2 separate regions of the Homo sapiens genome follow, and region 1 is linked to region 2. A link is an interaction called in ENCODE POLR2A ChIA-PET data of the cell type or tissue named here. Cell type or tissue: MCF 10A. All regions are shown on one strand. Each heading gives the region's core, and the rest is flanking DNA. Links, peaks and the distances in the headings are about the cores only. Region 1 has its middle 180 kb from the start of MAFB. Region 2 overlaps LOC102724968 (a long non-coding RNA gene).

Region 1 (5,378 bases), core at 304-5,303, 120 kb after region 2:
GAGTCTGAAAGATAAGTAGGAATTGGCTAGTAGAGGGACTCATGAGAAAGAAGAGAACTGTGGATTCTGGAAACTGCCTGTGCAAAGGCCCCAAGGTGGAAGAGAGCATGGGGTATTTGGGGACTTTTATATGGATATAGAGGTGTTTTTAAAGGAGGGTGTATGTGTAAGAATCTGGCTGGGAATCCTCTAGCCTGTAGGGTCCAGATTCTGCAGGGCCTTTTTCACCACGGTTTTTGTGTGCGGATTTTTTCTGCACACTTCAAAGTTCTTTATTAGAGAGTCAGGCCAATCTCAGAGGTAAATTATTGCAGAGAAGGAACAAAGATTGGAGAGATGATTAACCTCGACTTTCTCTTGTGCTTTTCCTGCATATGGAAAGTGATCTCTACAGACACCTCTTCCTTTCTGAACCTTGCTTTCCTCCCTCGGTTTCTGTCCCTGCCTACACATCCCCATTTTTCCAACATTGCACCCAGCTACCCTCCTGACTATCTTTGGAAAATTCTGCTCCTTCTGCCGTGTGGGGTTTAAGCTCCGGAGCTCAGGCTTGGGGTAGACAGACTCCAGCTGTGGTTAAGAGAATGAATTGGAGGAAGACAACATGGAGGGAGAGAGACCAGTTAGGGGACATTGTGATTATCTGGGATGGCAATCATGGCACAGTGGGTGCAGAGAGTGGCCATGTTTGAGAGATTTTCAAGAGGTCTTTTGGAAGGTGTGTGGCTTGGACCTATGGATGGACCTACAATGGACATAGGCACTGAAAAAAGAAACACAGGAGGCAAGATGGGGAGGCAGAGTGGGGCTGGGGGAAGTCACAGTGTGGAACTTGGAGTCACACAACTTCATAACCTTGAACGAGTCACTTAACCCCTCTGAGCTGCCTTTCCTTCCTCTGTAAAGTGGGGAGACAAGCAATGCCTGTCTCATAGAGTGGTGGTGAGAATTAAATGAGTAGTGGTTAGCACAGCGATTGGCACACGCAAGCTATCACTGTTAAATCCATTCCAGGGGCTGCTTTCCATAAACACGTGGTTACTATAGATCTGAAGTCTTGGAGGAAGACCTGGCTGAAGGCAAAGATGTGAGATTTATTTCCCTGAGTCATTGCTCCCACCCACAGGGTAAATGTTTGCAGTATTAATATTGAAGTGTTTAAGAGAATCAACTCTTCACCGAACAGCTTCAGATACTTTAGAGGAACTTGTTTGCATTCAAACAATTAATATGCCAATTGCAAACCAAGCCACTTCACTCATCAGAGCCACCCAGGGACCAGTTGGTGGTAACATTTCAGTGTTTAGTGTGAGTTACAGTATGTGTTGTGGAACAATAAAACTGTAGTTAGTTTTTTTTTTCGAATGCATTTCACTTTTCCTCTTTCAGATTTTCAGACTGGTGTTCCTTCCCAGTAAGTAGCCTGTATTCATGGAGTGTCTGGAATCACTTTGAATTCACTTGTATTTTGGTTCTAATGGCAGCCACAGGGCTCTAAGTGGCCAGCTGTCCTGAGAAGGGCGTGCTAATTGCATTGAGGGGCAGGTTCATCTGTAATCTGTGAGTCTATTTGAGGTGGCCTGGGGTGGTGGCTGATTCGAATTAAGATAATAAACATATAATTTCTTCCAACCAGCCTCCGGGCTCTACATTTCTCCCATCTGAGGAGTCTAGTTGAACAAGAAAAAGTCCTGTGACTAGCAAAGGAAGAGATGAATGGGTAAGAAGATGGACCAGCTGTAAACTAAATAGTCATACCAGGTATTTGCGCTGTGCACAATACAGCCCCAAAACTTAGTGGCATAGGACAGCAACTTATTAGGCTGGGCGGGTTTTCTGCCGGTTTCCTCTGGGTTCATCATATGGTTCTCTTCAGTTGGGACCTGGATTCAGCTGGGATGGCTGGGGATTTCTGGGCCTCTCTCCAAGGCATGGGTCACCCTAACCTTCCTATAGGCAAAGCAGTCTCAGGGCAGATGTCTCATTGGCCAAAACAAGTCACACGTCCAAGTCTAGGGTCACTGTTGGGGAGGAGACTACAGAAGGGCATGGATTCTGAGAAGGGGGTGTCATTGTGGGTCATGGCTATGACAGTCTATCTCAATAGCCTATGCAACATTTCAGACTTAATAACTGCAGATTCACTGACTCATATAAAGGTGGTGGTGCAGATGCTGATAATAATCATAATACTATTATTAATAATATACACCATTTTATACAGCACTAATGAAGTGTTAGGGGTTTAAATAATGCATTCAATTATTTAATCTTCACAGGAATTCTTCCAGGTTGGTACCACCTCCCAGTTTATAATTGAGGAAACCGAGGCTCAGAAAAGTGAAGTACATTTCTCAAAGCATATCTAGTGGCTACAGTTCTTCCTGAAGTGGGAGAGGCATGACTTGAATCCTTCCGCCGTGGCCAAGAGATCTTTGGACAAAGCTAAATCACAATTCCACAGGAGGTCCTTTGACTTGTTGAGATGTAAGCAGCTTTCACCAAATAGCACTTTGATGAGCTGAGCCTAAGTGAATCAGAAACACGAGGCTGATATTTGTCTTCATCTGCACAGGGGTTTGGCAGTTTCCAAATTCCCTTGGCAAGCAGGATTCAGGCTCTGCCAAAACCTGGGGCTCTGGCATCATCGTGCAGGCCTGCAGGTCAGGCCAGGCCTCCAGCCCTCCTGCTGTTCCAATCAGAGTCCGGCCCCTTGTGGTTTCTCCTGCTGCTTCTTCCTGTCCTCAAGTCTCAGGGATAGAACAACAGGAGGTATCTCCATGACTCCAGCACATGTGGGGGCAAGATGGCACAGGCATGGTTTGCTGGAGCACTGTCAGGGCAGCAGTCCCTTAGGTGCCAAGAAACCCAGGCTTCGGAAATTGTGGCGGCAGGGCCCCTCCACAGGGCGTGCTGTCGGGAATAAGCTCTGGGTGAGGAGAAACTTGGCCTAACAGGACAGGGAGGCTCACACCCTGGGCCAAGAGGGAGGCGATCTCGCCTGATTCCTTTAAGATCCTGGGATGTCAATCTGAGAAAAAGCAGGTTTCAGGCTGAAAAAGTTTGGAACAGACCTGGTTAATTATGCATTTTTTATTGCAAAACTTCTCAGAATCTTTGATATTCTGATGTGTCAATCCAAGAAGGGAAGCAGGGGCGCGCAGATTCAAGCTTGTTTGACAGTGGAGCATTTGGCTCAGCATTTTTTGGGGCTGCTGTTCTACAGGAGGCACAAAAAGATGCTGCTTTCAGTGTGCTCTCCCTGCAGGCGCCAGAACGCAGACTCATGATGGCAGGGACTACCCCTGCTTTGTTGATATCTCTATAGTCTAGTACATGAGAAGTGGCCAGTGAAAGTTGGGTAAATAAATCAGTGAGTGAATGAATGTAGGACATTCACAGAATCCCTCGCTCTCTTCCTTTCCTCCTCCCTCCCTCCCTTCCTCTTTCCCTTCCTTCCTCCTTCTTTCCTCCCTGCTTCTCCTCTCTTCCTCCCTTCCTTCCCTTTCTCTTCCTTTCTTCTTTCCTCCCTTCCTTTCTCCTCCCTCCCTCCTTCTCTCCCTCCCTCCCTTTCTCCCTCCTTCTCTTTTCCCTTCCTCCTTTCTTTTTTTCTTTCCTCCAAGTATTTCTTACGGTAGTCACTGTGCTAGATCCTAGGGACACAATATAGAAACAGAACAAGACGGGGAATGGTGGCTCACACCTGCAATTCTAGCACTTCGGGAGGCTGAGGTGAGAGGATTGCTTGAGGCCAGGAGTTTGAGACAAGCCTGGGCAATATGGAGAAAACCCACCTCTACAAAAAAATACAAAAAATTAGATGGATGTGGTAGTGGGTTCTTGTGGTCCCAGCTACATGGGAGGCTGAGGTGGGAAGATCGCCTGAGCTTGGGAGGCCAAGGCTGCAGTGAGCAGTGATCATGCCACTACATTCCTGCTGGGTGACAGAGTGAGACCCTGTCAAAATAAAATAAAATAAGAACAGTTCTGTTGTATGGTAATTCATTAATTACAATTTTTGACTTCAGGAGACTAACTGCTTTTGCTCCCTTAACTGGAGAAGGGTGAAAGGCTGAGAGCTGTCCAGACGACCCTGCCGAGGGCTAGAGAGCAGACACCTCCTGACCCATAGCAGGTTGGCTGCTTGTTTGTCAAGATCAGACTGCAGGCTACTTCTTGCTCCCCTGGAATATCCCTTAGCACCTCTTTGTCGAGAAGGCCTCCTATTACCCAGACCTGGCAAAGCAGGCCACCAGCCCTCTAGCTCCCTTTCCTTGCTGCTGCTAAGGCCAAGACACTGGCCTGGCAGCTTTGGGAGGGCAGGGGCCATGTCTGCCTTGCCCACCAGGGAATCTCTAGTACCTGTCGGGGACCTGGCATTAGTGAATACTTGACAAATGATGAAGTCCAGAAACAATGCTGATTTAAGGCATAGGTCCACATCCATGGGTAAGAAAGAAACAAAAGGAGCAGTGTATGAAGTTCTGGGGTGTTCCTGACTTCTTGATCATGGTCCCAGCTCTGAAACTACATATGTGCCCCTTGCAAAGGCTGCAGAATGTTCCCCCAGCCTCCCTTACTGATTCCTGAAGCTGGAGCTCAGGAAATACCCCTCCATCTCCTCTTATGACCAACTTTTCTTCCAGGGATCTGGAAATACCATTTCTCATCCCATGTTGGCCCTTAGCATCTGCATCTGGTGGCTACTGGTTGGTTCCATCAGATGCTAGAGCTGAACTCACCTCCTAGATTCAAGGCAAAGATCTGAATACATGGGGAGTGTTAACATTGTATTATCATAAGCATGGAAACCTGCTTCAGATCACAGTATGGTGATGATGAGAAGGGGGTGTCTCTGGGGCTTCCTCCAGCATTGAACACCCACAATAGGTAGCTGACTGGGCTAGGGCCTGTGCTCATGCCTTACACAATCCTGCAAGACAGGGGCTGCTGCTCCATTTTACAGATGAGGAAACAGTCTCAGTGGACAAAAGTGACATGTCAGAATCCAAGTGGCTGAATGGGCTTTGAAATCAGGCATGGCTGATTCTGAAGCCCCAGTGACTTTCAGACAGCCGCCTTGTCTCCTGAAGGTATGAACTTTTCAAGGCTGTCTCCTCAGCTCTGATGACAAAGGGAAAGCCTCAGGGAGAGATGTGAGGAGTGAGACCACAAGGTCACAGGGTAAGGGAAGAGGAGTAAAGCTACTCCTTCATTTATTCATCCATTAAGATAATACTGAGATCTACTCTGGGCTAAAGGCTGGGGACCCAGTAGAAAGAAATATAGCCTGTAGACTCAGAAGGTGAGTCACATATTTTTTAAGTATGATAAGTCTTCATTTAACATTGTTGATAAGTTCTCAGAAACTGTGACTT
Region 2 (5,378 bases), core at 326-5,325:
TGAGATGGAGTCTCACTCTGTTGCCCAGGCTAGAGTGCAGTGGCGTGATCTTGGCTCACTGCAACCTCTGCCTCCCGGGTTCAAGCAATTCTCCTGCCTCAGCCTCCTGAGTAGCTGGGATTACAGGCATGTGCCACCACGCCCAGCTAATTTTTGTATTGTTAGTAGAGACAGGGTTTTACAGTGTTGGTCAGGCTGGTCTTGAACTCCTGACCTCATGTGATCTGCCCACTTCGGCCTCCCAAAGTGTTGGGATTACAGGTGTGAGCCACTGTGCCTGGTCACCAAAACATTGGACATCTTTATGAAGGGAATGCTTCTAGGAAAAATATAATTTGCCAAAACTGACTTAAGTAAAAATAAACAATTCAAATAGATCTATGGCCATTATCTTATTATTCCAGACAAAATAGTATAATTCCTATTTTATGAATAAGGAAATTGAGGCCTAGAGAGGTGAAGAAAATTGCTTAAGAATCTGCAGGTTGGAAGGGGCGGAGGCAGAGCCAGGTGTGTCTGGATGGCAGGATTCTTTCTCCTGTGCTGGGAGGTGGGAGGAGGTGATAGGGCGAGGCCCCTGCTGGGAAATTCCCCAGAGATGCCTGCTATTTGGGTTGGTCAACTACTAGACACTTTTAATGCGCCTCTAGGAGAGGCATTTGGCACCTGAATTTCCCCTGAAGGTTTCACCATCACCGTCTCCAATTAAAGTAGCACAGCAGCCCTGCATCGCCTGGAGAACATTCAGTACCACCCATCTGAGGGGAGCAGGATAGGGCAGCCCGTGCCTTGGCCCTCGGCCCTTTGACTCAGCAACTGCCCAGGCCCAAGAATGCCCAGTGCCTGACTGGGCGCCCACAGCCGCAGCCCAGGCCTCTGAGCGAGTTTGCCTCTTATGAAGAAGCAGGTGGCGGCTTGCTGCAGAGTCCATGTGGGTGACAGACTCCCACCATTTGAGGCCTCCAAGAAGCCCACACCCTGTGGGTGGGAAATGAGTCTTGAAATGGAAATTGTGATTGAAGATGCAATGGCTGACCTTGGCCATGAGAACCCTTGTCAAGTGGCATCTCTCTGTCTGTTTTGCATCCCTTCACCCTTTCTCTTGGGAATATCACCTCACCCTTCCCTTCTTAGGGTTCTGGTGAGGTTGCCAAGGACAATATCCTACCATCTGTGGCCACATGAGGCAAGCTGACGAGCTCTTCCCTTGGTTGATGCTAAACAGCAATGATGTCAGCCTGGGGTTGTCTGGGGACATGCCCACTGCCCTCTGCATCACGATAGCTAGAGGAGAAAATGAGGAAATGTACAGAGGGACACAAAGCTGAGAGAAAGTGGAGATGCCTGACAATATTATTTGAGCTCCTTGATCCAGATAAGCATGCAGTACCATTACCCCATTTCCCTTCTGTCGTAGGGGACAATACTGTCTTTAAAAAAATTTTTTTTGAAACAGAGTCTCATTCTGTGGCCCAGGCTGGAGTGCAGTCGTGCGATCTCAGCTCACTGCAACCTCTGCCTCTGGGATTCAAGCAATTCTCCTGCCTCAGCCTCCCGAGTAGCTGGGACTACAGGCGCCCTCCACCATGCCTAGCTAATTTTTGTGTTTTTAGTAGAAACAGGGTTTAGCTATGTTGGGCAGGCTGGTCTCAATCTCCTGACCTCAAGGGATCTGCCTGCCTTGGCCTCCCAAAGTGCGGGATTGCAGTCGTGAGCCTCCATGCTCTGCCAATCTTGCCTTTTTATTCTTAAATATGTTTGAGTTGGGCTTTTTTCTATTGAAACCCAAAGAGTCCTGACTAACACAGTTTGTCTTGGCTTCCCTCTTTCTGTGTCCCTTCTCAGTGACTAATTTCTCCGACACCCTACGACTCCCCTCAAGTGCTCTCAGGAAACGGGCCACACAACGCATTCAACTAGCTGTTTTTAGTTGAAATGTTTCGCTTGGCCCTGAATATTTTAATGGTTGGCATAATGATAAAGAATCATGAAAAAGAGCCTGCAGAGGTGGAGACTCAATAAAACATATCTGCCTGGGGAAGGGGTAGACAGAAATATTCATCACTGCTAACATTGATTGAGTCAGAAATGGTGCCCTGTGCTCCCAGTGAATCAGCTCATTTCATCTGCACAGTGACTCTACACTTAGCTTCTATTGTTTTTTCTGTTTTACAGATGAGGAAACTGAGGTTGCAGAGCTTAGATAATTTGCCTAGAGTCACAGAGTTAGGAAGCGGTGGTGCCAAATTTTGAAGTGAGGAATTTTACTTTGCAGTGTATGTTCTGAACCACTTTGTTCACTTAGATAATTAAGTGACTTAAACAAGTTTAGCTTGGTGAAATTGGTTGGCCGCGGTAGGGGGGAGTTCTGGGCTTTTTTCAAAATTATCTTTAATGTATTTAATACAGTTTTCTTAATTTAAAGACACTTAAATAGAAAAGGTATTTTTATTTTGAGGGGGGTTGCATAAGAAATGCTGTGAGTTAAAAGAAGAAACTAAAACAAACAAACAGTAAACCCTGAAGCAACCCTTTCCATGGCTGCCAGAGTTCCCCCACCAACACAAAGTGATTCTGTTCTCTTCGTTAAAGGAAAAGCCCCTCTGCCTGGAGGTTAAAGGCTGTATTTCAGCACCTGACTGAAAGCTCTCCAAATCTGGTCCCGACCACTTTCCCAAAACTACCCACGGCAGCCACTGCCCTGAGGCAGCCTCACTGAGCAGCCCCTGAGGTTTTTCAGCTTTAGAGTCCTTGCTAGCAGTCCTAGCAATGTATTCCCATGGCCATGTGGTTCTGCCAAATTTGTGAAAATAAGATATTTAAACTGATATAGGTTAAGGCCACTCTCTCTTCTTCTCTGATATTTGTACCATTCCTCTGTCTCTTCTGTACTGTTAGAGCGGTCCCAAGGACTTTGGGAATCTGGCTAAGAAGATACTGAGTTGGGGATACACTTAGTTTGGGCTTATAGCTGTGTGATTTGCAGTCGCTTCCATATACGGGTAAGTAATTGCTAATCATCCCAGTGTCGAAATCTGCTTCCAAGGACACTGGTACCACCTACTGTGCCGACTCACATGTGATGTGTGAATGTTGCCAAGTGAAGGTTTGGGGCCAGAGGCTGTTTCACGACGTGAACGTGTTCTGTGGTGCCCAAAGTATGGCGGAGAAACCAAGTTTGAAATGTACAGAGCTGGAAGCTAGTCTGTGGACAATCCTTACAAGTTCCAGAGCTCAAATACGAAAAAAATTCATGGAGGTTTTGCCAAACTTTGTGACAATCCTTAAAAAATACAAAGGATATGAACAAAGAGTTAGGAAGTGGAGAGACATTTTCTAAATTATCAGTAATAAAAGTCAAACTGATCAACCATTAATATTATAAAACTTGTTATACTACTACTGACATGGGAAGAGACAAAGAGAATGAAGCCAAAACAAGTAGGAAAAACAATGTTATCAAAGTAGGTCGGCAGTTCATTAATGCACAAAATGGCTATTTTTCTGAATGGCTGAGATGTTTCTGGTACTATTCAGCTTTTTATTGACAAAATTTATAATTAGTTGTAATTTCTTTTCTCATTCTAAGTGAATATTCCCTTTTGCTCCTACATTTTTAAAAATCATCTTTATTGAGGTATAAATATACAATGAAATCCACACACCTAAGGGGACTGTTTGTGAGTTTTGACAAATGTATATACTTGGGTAACCATCACTGCAATCAAAGCATAGAACATTTCTGTCACCCGGACCACTCCTTCCTGTCTCTTTACACGCAACCTCCCTGCACACTTTGCCCCAGACAAGCACTAACTTGCTTTTTTTTTTTTTTTTAATCACTATAGATTTGGATTGTTCTAGAAACGTCACTTAAATGGAATCATGCAGTACCCTTTTATGTCTGGCCTTTACTGAGGGAGAGATCGGCATTTTGGTGGGGGACTCGGAACTGTACCTCATTTTGTGTTATTCACAAATTTATCTTATTTTCTTTCAATAAGACTTTCTAATTGGGATACTCTGCGTATGGCCCTACTGCTGCTTTGCACTCTGGGTATGTTGGACATCCCACCTCCTCAATAAACTTCCCATGCACACTTCTGAGTCTATGCCTAGAACACACTGTTCCCTCTGCCTGGAATGCCCTTCCCTCCTGAGCCACTGGATGGATCAATGATCATCCCTCCTTGTCCACGTCCAGTGTCTCCTCCCTCCTGGCTTTTCTCAGGCAGAATAGCACACTCCTTTCTTAGATGCCCTAGGATGTTTGGCTTATATTTCTCATCAATGTTCAGTTTATATTGAAATCGTTTTATTTTTGTCATTCTTTCCCTCATAGAATCTGAGTTTTTTAACGGAGGTTTTTGATGGGGGCATTGTGTGTTCAACATGTGACACCTGCTCCTCTCTGCCCCCCTGCTCACCCTAAGTCAGTAGACTGTCCTATGCATTGCAACAAATGTTCATTGTATATGAAAAAAAAGTGAAACTCTTCACATGACATTATAGAAACAAGACAAACAATTCCTTTATTTAGTTGTAGCCATTACTATTTGCTTTCTCATGTGTCAAGAGAAACCAAATAGTGGGGGCAGTAGCACTCACCATTCAGCTAATGGAATGGAAGTGAACTGACTCCATGGGGAACTTCAAAGGAGCCGGGCTCTGGAGGCATAATGGACTGAAAACTGTTCCCTAAGGGATATGTCCAGTCCTAGCCCCTGGAACCTGTGAATGTGACCTTATTTGGAAATGAGATGTTTGCAGCTATAATTAAGGTAAGGAGCTTGAGGTGAGATCATCCTGGATTAGGGTGGGCCCTAAATCCAATGACAAGTGTCCTTCTAAGGGACAGAAAAGGAGAAGATGCAAAGAGACCCAAGGAAGAAGGTCATGTAAAGACAGAGGCAGACATTGGGATGATGCTGCCACCAGCCAAGGAATGTTAGGAGCCATCAGAAGTTGGAAGAGCCAAGGCAGGATCCTACACTAGAACCTTTGGAGGAAGCATAACTTTGCTGGCACCTTGATTTTGGACTGCTGGCCTCCAGAATTATGAGAGAATAAAATTCTGTTGTTTTAAGCCACCAACTTTGGGGTAAGTTGTTGTGGAAGCTGTAGGCAACTAATATAGAGTTGGCAATCTTAAAAAACTACATATATGGAGAGCATGACAAAAGTCAGTTGAGATGTGATAGAGAAACTCTATGGAATTGAAAGTTTGAATGAAGAACCAAAACTCCCGAGGGCTCTGTGAACATTTCAAATATCCAGTCAGCAGGGCAGAAGGCTCTCCTTGTTTTAAAATACTTTTTTTTTTTGAAATAATTTAAATAATTGTTGAAATGGTGAAAAAAATAAAAATTAAGTAAAAA

What was found. ChIA-PET counts read pairs that join two places held together with the same protein. Peaks named below come from ENCODE experiments on the same cell type or tissue, not always from the same donor. Only the 100,000 strongest peaks of a DNase experiment are listed, where the experiment ranks them.
Region 1: POLR2A ChIA-PET joins it to region 2 with 5 read pairs; 1 of 35 experiments calls an interaction of 5 or more read pairs at or near these places.

What each region holds. Positions count from the first base shown.
Region 1 is chr20:40,508,953-40,514,330 of GRCh38, reverse strand. No RefSeq gene overlaps it. Among named protein-coding and RNA genes, the nearest start is that of MAFB, 180 kb to the left of the region's middle. In MCF 10A, for the core only: no CTCF peak of the experiment used is centred there; a DNase peak (open chromatin) is centred at 2,690.
Region 2 is chr20:40,626,750-40,632,127 of GRCh38, reverse strand. All of the region lies in intron 3 of LOC102724968 (a long non-coding RNA gene), which reads left to right. Among named protein-coding and RNA genes, the nearest start is that of MAFB, 60 kb to the left of the region's middle. In MCF 10A, for the core only: no CTCF peak of the experiment used is centred there; DNase peaks (open chromatin) are centred at 637 and 3,057.